Linked DNA regions of Homo sapiens: all the other regions are linked to region 3. A link is a contact called in ENCODE Hi-C or POLR2A ChIA-PET data. All regions are on one chromosome and are shown on one strand. The core of a region is the stretch at or near the end of the contact, and the rest is flanking DNA. Distances in the headings are between cores, read along the strand shown.

Evidence for each region. A loop is a pair of places that touch in the nucleus more often than their neighbours do. ChIA-PET counts read pairs that join two places held with the same protein, here RNA polymerase II (POLR2A). Pooled maps may share reads with other maps.
Region 1: a pooled map shows a loop between it and region 3 (5-fold over the local background). The contact joins the promoter of LINC01085 here to the enhancer-like site in region 3. A Hi-C loop is called at or near these places in 1 of 50 pooled maps. POLR2A ChIA-PET finds 5 or more read pairs at or near these places in 2 of 52 experiments (AG04449 and BJ).
Region 2: a map of MCF 10A shows a loop between it and region 3 (11-fold over the local background). The contact joins two enhancer-like sites. A Hi-C loop is called at or near these places in 8 of 168 maps with a recorded cell type or tissue (Caco-2, Calu3, IMR-90 and 5 more) and 6 of 50 pooled maps. POLR2A ChIA-PET finds 5 or more read pairs at or near these places in 5 of 52 experiments (A549, AG04450, MCF 10A and 2 more).

What each region holds. Positions count from the first base shown.
Region 1 is chr4:14,110,369-14,113,277 of GRCh38, forward strand. LINC01085 (long intergenic non-protein coding RNA 1085) reads left to right here and starts at 1,600. Exons shown (of 3, transcript NR_033931.1): 1 at 1,600-1,809.
Region 2 is chr4:13,890,651-13,893,613 of GRCh38, forward strand. All of the region lies in intron 3 of LINC01182 (long intergenic non-protein coding RNA 1182), which reads left to right. The region is part of intron 3 of LOC107986182 (a long non-coding RNA gene); the gene reads left to right. Among named protein-coding and RNA genes, the nearest start is that of LINC01085, 220 kb to the right of the region's middle. RefSeq lists an enhancer at 1,147-2,346. Within about 2 kb of position 1,546, at least 5 of the 41 ENCODE cell types and tissues checked have a DNase peak (open chromatin) inside an H3K27ac peak, as active enhancers do; they include IMR-90, PC-9 and mammary epithelial cell, where a contact is called at or near this core.
Region 3 is chr4:13,987,490-13,990,445 of GRCh38, forward strand. No RefSeq gene overlaps it. Among named protein-coding and RNA genes, the nearest start is that of LINC01085, 120 kb to the right of the region's middle. Within about 2 kb of position 1,587, at least 7 of the 41 ENCODE cell types and tissues checked have a DNase peak (open chromatin) inside an H3K27ac peak, as active enhancers do; they include IMR-90, PC-9 and mammary epithelial cell, where a contact is called at or near this core.

The sequences.
Region 1 (2,909 bases), core at 350-2,849, 120 kb after region 3:
ATAAAGAAACAGCTTACACAACTCAATACATTCTAACACGCTTCTCCCATCCTGGCCTCTCTCCTACCCTTTCCTTCTGTCTTAAATTTGTAATGACATTTTAATTAAAAAGTTGATAAAAATTAAACATAGAAAATAAACCCAGGAACATTTAACATTTGTACATGGAGGCTGCATTTTTACTCAGATGGAACCTCCCAGCTTGAATGATTCATTTGTGGGAGTCATACACAAGAGTTGCTTGCAAGAGGATCTTATGAGTAAATGATAAGTGAAGTCATCCTTTTCAGAGAATAAGAAGAGTTATAACTGGGGTGGAGAAGCACTTGCCCTCATCTCAAGAAGGGCCCTATGCATGGCCACAGAAGTCTGAGGCCATAGCCCGTGATTTTGGCACTGATCATGCCCTCCCTGGGGGTAGCAGGAGCCATTAGTTCAATCCTAGCATTAACTTGACCATATTTGGATAAAACATCAGTATTGATCTTAAGTACTATTAGCGAGACCTGCCTATATTACCAGTAGCCAAGGCAGCAGAAGCAGAAACAGCTGGAAAAACTACAAATTGGGGCCATCAGGGGCAGATGTATCTTGGCACTCAGGGCTACAGAACATGTGGAAAGAGGCAGCAACAGCACCTCCTGTGATTTTTATGCAAAGATTGAGGAGGGACTCAGAGCTAGCATGTCAGTTTGTTACCCTTGTGATTTTCGTCCATGCTCTTGATTATTTTTTTTTTTTGAGGTTATATGTCCAGGAGACTCAAGAGTTATGGAAGAAAATAATGGAGCAAGAAAAGATGGAGCAGAAGAAAGGGAGAATGGCCCATTATTGGGAAAATTCTGTCTATAGAAAGAACACTGTGATTGGTTAAAACAAAAGCAGCAACAATAAAATTACCAAACGCCTCTGTGTTCTGGACAGTGTGCTGGACAGAAGGGACATAGAGACAGTGGGACAAAGTCATATAACTCTATTCATATCTTTATCTTAGCTCTTATATTATAATCATCTACTTACCTGTCTTTCTAAAAAGACTGAGCTCTTCTAAGGCAAGGATACTGTCTTTTGTATCTTTGTGTCTCCAATGTATACTGTATCCTTGCTGACTATGGAACTTGCTGTGCAAACTGAGACACTTGTGAGAATGAAATGGGTGCTATAAATGATTACTCCTGGGTGATAGGCACAAACCAGGACTTTCCCAGGCAAAAGGAAGAAGCGCTGTACAGAATATGTATTTTCAAAGATAAATGCACCTCGGGTCAATTCTTTGAACTCAAGGCAAATCTTGGAACAGCCTCTGAGCTAAGCAGCAATTGACAACGGAGAGCATTTTGACTCTTTAGTTTTGTGTCAGTTGGGGCATCTTACCATTGTGCATTATTGGGTTGTGACTGTGCAGAAACCCAATAAAAAAACAGGCATGTATGAGACTAGATGTTCTACAGTCATCCAAAGAATGACAAAACCGTTTCAAGAGGAACATGATAAGATCTGCTGGCAAGGATCTTTATTGGCATCCTGGGAACTTCTGGGGTGAATGTGTGTGCTGAGCTCAAATCAGAATATCTGCAGGAAAAAAAAAAAAAAAAAAGAAGAAGAAAAAGAAGAAGAAGCCAGACCAGGAAAGTGAAAGGAAATGGATATCGCTGCTGGAGGCAACGACTAATTTAAGCAGAGTAGGAGAAAAACTCTTTTTTTTTTTCCTTTGTGCCAGTTCCTTTTACACGACTTCAGAACATTCTATGACAACCCAGCGTGCAACTTGGCACTGTCAGAAGAGTCCTGGGAAAGAAAGGAAATGCGGTAAGAAATGGAAACAGAGTATTGTTGTTGAGAGCCTGGAGACCATTTGCAGAGTATTTTGCTCAGGGGGGAGTAAGAAAATAGGAAAAACCTTAAAAAAAAAAAAAGAGTAAACAGTAAATTTCTCCCTCATCTCCATCTCTTTTCACTGGAGGCAACAAGGAAAGGAATGAATTTTCATGTTTGTCTGGGATTCTTCCTATGTAGAAAACAAAAAAAGAACTCAGTCAGATAAAACAAAAACTTTTTCCAAGACTCATCGTGGAGGGGTGGCCTTAGTGTGAAATGATGATGCCCACTGATGGCAGAAAACCTCTTTTCTTTCTACCTCAGGTTTGGCCCAGTGCCCTTTGTCTAAGTCTCTTTTTTCTGTCAACAGAAATTGAGTCTGTAGCAACTATATGTAATGGTCTTCCCATGCCTTCAGTATTTCTTTTTTCATTTTCTTTCTTTCTTTTTTTTTTTTTAACTTGAAGTTCCGGGATACATATGCAGAACGTGGAGCTTTGTTACATAGGTATACGTGTGCCATGGTGGTTTGCTGCACCTACTGATCCATCCTCTAGGTTCCCTCCCCTCAACCCCCACCCCCAACAGGCCCCAGTGTGTGTTGTTTCTCTCCCTGTGTCCATGTGTTCTCATTGTTCAACTCCCATTGATGAGTGAGAACATGTGGCATTTGGTTTTCTGTTCCTGTGTTAGTTTGCTGAGGATGATGGCTTCCAGTTTCATCCATGTCCCTGCAAAGGACATGATCTCATTCCTTTTTATGGCTGCATAGTATTCTATGGTATATATGTGCCACATTTTCCTTATCCAGTCTATCATTAATGGGCATTTGGGTTGGTTCCCTGTCTTTGCTATTGTAAATAGCACTGCAATAAACATATGTGTGTATGTCTTTATAGTACAATGATTTATATTCAACATTTCAAACAGCACATTTGAAGTAGACATGGGAGAGTTTCCAAGAGACCACTCATTCATTGTAAAATAAATAAATAAATAAATAAAGGTGGTGGGGGGGCGGTTTGAGTGTCTTTTCTTTTCTGTAAAGGAATAGTAGCTCACTCTGATGCAGTGCTGGACACCCAACAGTA
Region 2 (2,963 bases), core at 296-2,795, 97 kb before region 3:
GTTGTGCCAGGCCTATTTGGCTCCTCATGCTCACACCTCCCACTTGGACTCAAGCCAGGCCTGGACCCTGAAAACCCAATCATGGAGCATTTTATGAGCCCCATCTGCAAAGGTAAGTGGGATCTAGAATTGGTCGTGCTTAGGTATCCAACCTGCCCACTTTGTGCCCTGTGGATTGCTCTGTAGCTTTCCCCTCCTGCCCTTCTTATGCTTATCATGTTCATGATGGTTGAGTTCTGTTGGAAAAACACTCACTGAGCTCCTGCCATGATCCAGCATAGCACTAGATGCCAGTCTATAAAGATGAGTAAGTTCCCATGTTTATCATCGAACTTCTGCCTTGATTTCTGGTTGGTAATCAGGTTTTCCTCATTTAAAACTTAATGTAGAAGGATTTATGAGACATGACATAGTTCATGCCAGCCTCCCCCTACCTTCCACTTGAGTTAGACCCCTCTTGTTCTACCCCCCACTGCTGATGGGATCCTGATACAGCCCAGGTAGATTATCTACCATCTCAACATTGTAGATCCTGCCTTTCTGCAGGATGGGGCCCTGTTGCCACATCCTTCCCACCAGATCGAGTTCCTATGTTTCCCTCTCCTATGTGACTGTCTCTCCCATTAAACTATGCACTTCTAGAGGGCAGGGGTATCCCAGCACCATGCTCAGAGCACAGTGAGTAGTAGGTACTGGTAACTATTTGTTGAATGATGAATGGTGAGTGCTGCATGCAGAGGGGAGATGAGAAGCTAGGACCCTGAGAAGTCTGGAAATGGTGTAGGTTGGCCACTGTAGATGACCGTGATGTCACCTGGGGTGGTGATATGGGATGAAGGGAAGACTGTGGACCAGATACCACTGTCATCATCAGACTATCATGAGAGTGAGTACTAATCAGGTGGTGGTTAGGGAAAGCAGCGGCGGGGTGGAGGTCCGTGTAGTTGGAGGACCTGAGACTCAAGAGGGAGAGAAGCTTTGACATAGGCAGCTGGGACTGGTGCTGGGGGCCAGCATGCTGAGAGCAACTCTGAGGAACATGGAAGGACAGATTGAGAACAGGCTGACTCCACATGAGAGGACTGCAAAGGAATCAGGTTACCAGGGAAGAGCTGATTCTTAGTTAGGGCCAGGACATGGTGGGGAGTCTCAGGAGGAGGTTGGGGGTATATGGTATCAGTGAATCACATGGCGAAGGTTGTATGGATGGGCGCCTTAGCTAGATGAGACCCCAGGATGGGTCTCATGCATTCTCCTCCTCCACTGAGTCTCCGCTTGCCTCATGTGAGGGTTGATGGCTTTGGCTTTACTCCAACTTCCTGCATCTTCTCTGACTGTGTCCTGATTTTGACCATGAGCCTTGTTCTTGACAACTGCCTTGTCTCTGGTCCTGGACTCCTACCAGCCCTCCCTCCTCTGAGGAAACCAGACCTGAGCAGGCAGCTCCTGCAGCTTTTCACCTCGACTTATCTCCCCAGCCAGAACTTTTGCTTAATTTGCTTACTGACATTTCACACTGATGTGCGGGGACTCATCAATTGAGTTCCAAGCATATGCATGACTCACATGCATTTGAAGAGTATGTGGAGGAGGGAGGGAAAAAATGAGAGAGAGAGGATTTTAGTCATATAAGTCATCAAAGAGCCTACCAGGCTTGCTTTGGTTTTGTTTGTTTTAGAAAATGACTGGAGGCCATAATGTTTGAACTTTTTTATTGTGAAGTCTGCTGAGAATTCAAGCAGGGCCAACCCCAGATACTTCTCTTTCTTCAGTTCCTGAGACAGAAAGAATGAGTCTGAATCTTATTAAGCAGATCCGCAGGACTTGGATTGAAAGAAATATGAAAACACAATTTTGTGTTCAAGCCTGGGAAGGAAAAATAACTTCAGAGTGAGCCAGACATATTTTGGAATTCTTTCAGCATCTACACAGCAAGACCTACACAGCATAAGATTGTGAAAGTTTGTGTGTGTGTGTGTGTGTGTGTGTGTGTGAGAGAGAGAGAGAGAGAGAGAGAGAAAGAGAGAGAGAGAGAGTATGTGGTCATCTTCTGGCTGGCAAATTGGTTCCAAAATTTGTACAAGGAGACAATTTCTTTGCTACCAAACTGACTGGTAAAAACATATCACATAGCCTTTAAAGATGGAACTTACTTGTTATGAAATTGACACATTTGCTCACCCCTGATTCCTACCAGGAAAGTGCTTTCTCCCACTAGCAACTGAATCCTACTTGTTCTCAGTGTGTGGCCAGGATCTGCCCTGTTTCCTCCAGCTCACAGAGCATTCCCTCTCTCTTCAGAAACCCCACAGCCCTTATCGTCTCTGTCACTTAGTCAAACACAGGTTGCTATAGCAAAGTACTGTAAATTGGGTGGCTTATAAACAACAGAAACTTATTTCTCACAATTCTGGGGACTGGAAGTCTCAAATCAGGGTGACAGCATCATCAGGTTATGGTGAGGGTCTTCTTCCAGGTTGTAGATGGCTTGCTTCTCTCTGTGTCTTCGCATGGCAGAAAGAGGGTGAGAGGATTCTATCATCACCTGGAGGGTAAAGATTTCAACATATAAATTATAATAAACAGTCTATTTTCAGGTTGCTTCTGGCTTCCTCAAGCCTGACTTTCCTCATAGCTGTGATTTTCTTCATATTGCTTTCCCTTAAACACAAGTCAGGTCTGTCCTTTAATGTTCTATAATGTGGTTTATAAAACACTATTGAAGACTTGTGGAATGAGAAAGGAATGACAATGCAGATGAGTATTACCAGATACAGTTGCTCCTAGCATCCTCAGCTCTTGCCTGTCTTCCAGTTGTGATGCCCAGAGTAGCACCCGTATGGTTTGGCTGTGTCCCCACGCAAAATCTCATCTTGAATTATAATCCCCATAATTCCCACGTGTAAAGGGCAAGACCAGGTGGAGGTAATGGGATCCTGGGGGCAGTTTCTCCTATGCTGTTC
Region 3 (2,956 bases), core at 337-2,836:
AAAAATTTAGTCAGGTGTGGTGTCATGTGCCTGTGGTCCCAGCTACTTTGGAGGCTGAGGCTGGGGGAATCCCTTGAGCCCAGGAGGTTGAGGCTGCAGTGAGCGATGTTTGTGCCACTGCACTCCAGCCTGAGTGACACAGTGAGACCTGTCTCAAAAAACTGAAAACAAACACACACACACAAAAACAACCCGCATGAGTCTCTCTGTCATTTGACGCTGTTTGCTGCTTCTGCCACATGTCTTAGAGCTTTGAATTGCAGATGTACTTAACTACCTGAACTTCTGCCTATGTCCTGGGTTCCTTCTTTCTAGAGTATTCTCTGTCCTACTCTCTTCCCCAGATTTACTTCCTCTGGGAAGCTTTCTACCACATAAAATGACTGGATAAGTTCCTCTAATACCTGCTTCAATTGTACCTTGAGTGTTTTCTTGTATATAACATCCAATTATTTTTAGCGACTCATTTCTCTCTCTTATTACTAGGACTGTGTGTTCCTAGTGGCCAGGAATGATATTTTACTCTTACTCTCTTAGCCTTAAGGTCTAGTGCTTGACTGAGATACATAATGGGTTTCTAGTGAAATGAATGACTGGATAAATGAATGAATACATTTTGCAATAACACAATTTTAACCTCCTTGTCTTTTCCTTCATTTACTCACCTAGAGCTCTGCGTAGCATTGCAAAGCCCCTTCCAGTGTCTTTTCCAAGCCCATGCATCAACTCGACTTATACTCTTTCATTATCATGGCAATAGGAAGTGGGAAGTTTAGAAGGAAGAGAAATGGGATGAGGGAGGGAGGAACAGAGAAGGAGTAGCCAGGAAGAGGTAATCACATCAGAATAAAAAAGTTTATTTCATTGATGAGGAAACTGAGACTGAGAAAGGAATGTGACTTACGTAAGTCACACAGGAGAGACCAAAACCTCGTTTTCTGGCTGCCGACCCTATGCCTTTCCACTGTATATGAATATTTCAGCAAGTGCATCTGCCACACACAGACAAAGACATACTGGTTCATTTCCAAAGACAACAATCTCATTGTCAGGGTCATGGGTTGAAATTTAAAGAATTATTCCTGATTTCAACACAGCCTCTCACTTGGAGCAATGACTCAGGCTAATTTTGCAGGCGGCATGTTTTCCTTTGAGATTTCTCACCCGATCTGTTCCCCATCTCCTAGATTGCATAAGGGTAATGATGAATTCCTTGACTGGATCCCAACTTCCCGAGGCTCAAAATAATCACTGTTCTGTTTTCCATGGGAGATGAAGATATATATTAGGATTTTAACATTCTTTGAATATCCACTTTGAAAACAGGAGACATCCGCGGCAGGTGGGGCTTGCAAATGATATTTCTAATCAGATGTTCATCCAGAAAGTAATTAACTTTAGGAAAGTAAAGGCCCTAGAGGCTTCTGAAAAGATTTCCTTACTCTCAATTCTCCCTGAGCATTGCTTGATATTTGCCTCCCCCTGAGCTGTAGAGCCCAAAGGGAAGATGAGAAGCAAGTCCTGCTGATATGGATGCGGATCACATTTGCGTGACTCAGAGCTGTGGGGTAAGAAGCCTTTCTTCCAGCTGTCCTCTCACCACCCCAACCCCAGAGCCCTCAAGGTTGTGTTTTCTCATGTTTGTGAATTGCTCAGAGCTCTGCCAGGCTTTTCAGTTTTATCTGGCCTTCTGCCTTGGCTGCCTTGCCTCTCCTTTTAGGAAATCCAAGGGTGGAGAAATGAATAATCTGTTTCTGAAGTCAGAGAGACATGAGTCTAAGCCCTGGGTCGCCACTTCCTAGCTGGGTAGCAGTGGGCGAGCTGCAGCCTCTTTCTGAGTCTCTGTTTCTTACTGATGACCTGGGTTATTAGAGGACCATTGAGACAGCCCACCCATAAACTCCTAAGAAAGCACTCGGCTTGATGCCTACTTCCTAGAGGTTTCTCAGCAGTGTTCCTATTATTGCTAGCTCCATCCTGTCTTTTTGTGATAAAACCATGTTTGGATAGAGTTTGGCTAGTGCGTTAGTTTCCTAGGGCAGCTGTAACAAAGTACCATAAAGTGGGCATCTTAAGACAACAAAAATGAAATGTCTCACAGTACTCAAGGCCAGAGGTCCTAAATCAAGGCATTGGCAGGGCCACGCTCCCTCTGAAACTTGTAGGAGAGTTTTTCCTTGCCTCTTTCTAGCTTCCGGTGGTTTGCTGGCAATCGTTGGCATTCCTGGGTTTGCAGCTGCTTAACTCCAGTCTCTGCTCTTGTTGTGACACGGAGATCTCCCCATGTGTCTCTGTCTTCACATGCCATCTTATAAGGGCACTAGGCATGAGCTCATCTTAACTAATTACATCTGCAACAGCCCAATTTCCAAAAATGGTCGCATCTGAGGTACTGGGGACTAGGACCTCAACATATTTTTATTGTTGACACGATTCAGCTTATACGAGGTAAATACTACATTATATGCTAAAATATTTTAGTCTATTTAGTCAGTGTAAAATACAAACTTCTGTCTTGATTAGATTTCACTTGGGAAATGTATAATTTATTTGGCTTCATTAGTCTACTTTTTCGTCTTTCTCCTCTATTCCAAGCCTCCTAGCCACTCTTCTCACTAATCCATGATTCGCTCAGCATCCAGTGTTCTCTCCCTAATATCTTCTCCTTTCTAGAACAATCATCTGTCCAGATCAGTCATCTTTTTTTTCCTAGGATGAAGGTCAAATTTCTCACCTTCACACAAATTCTCTTTCAGGAGCTGCCCCTCATTTACCTGTGGGGTGACTAACTGTCCCAGTTTGTCCTGGAATGCCCTGGTATTAGCATTAACATTTTTGCACCCTGAGAAACCCTTCTGTCCTGGACAAGCCAGTTTTCACCCTGTTACTTTTCTGCATGTTTTGGCTACAGATACTCTCCGGCTATTACAGATTTTGTCTTTCCACATGTGTGTTG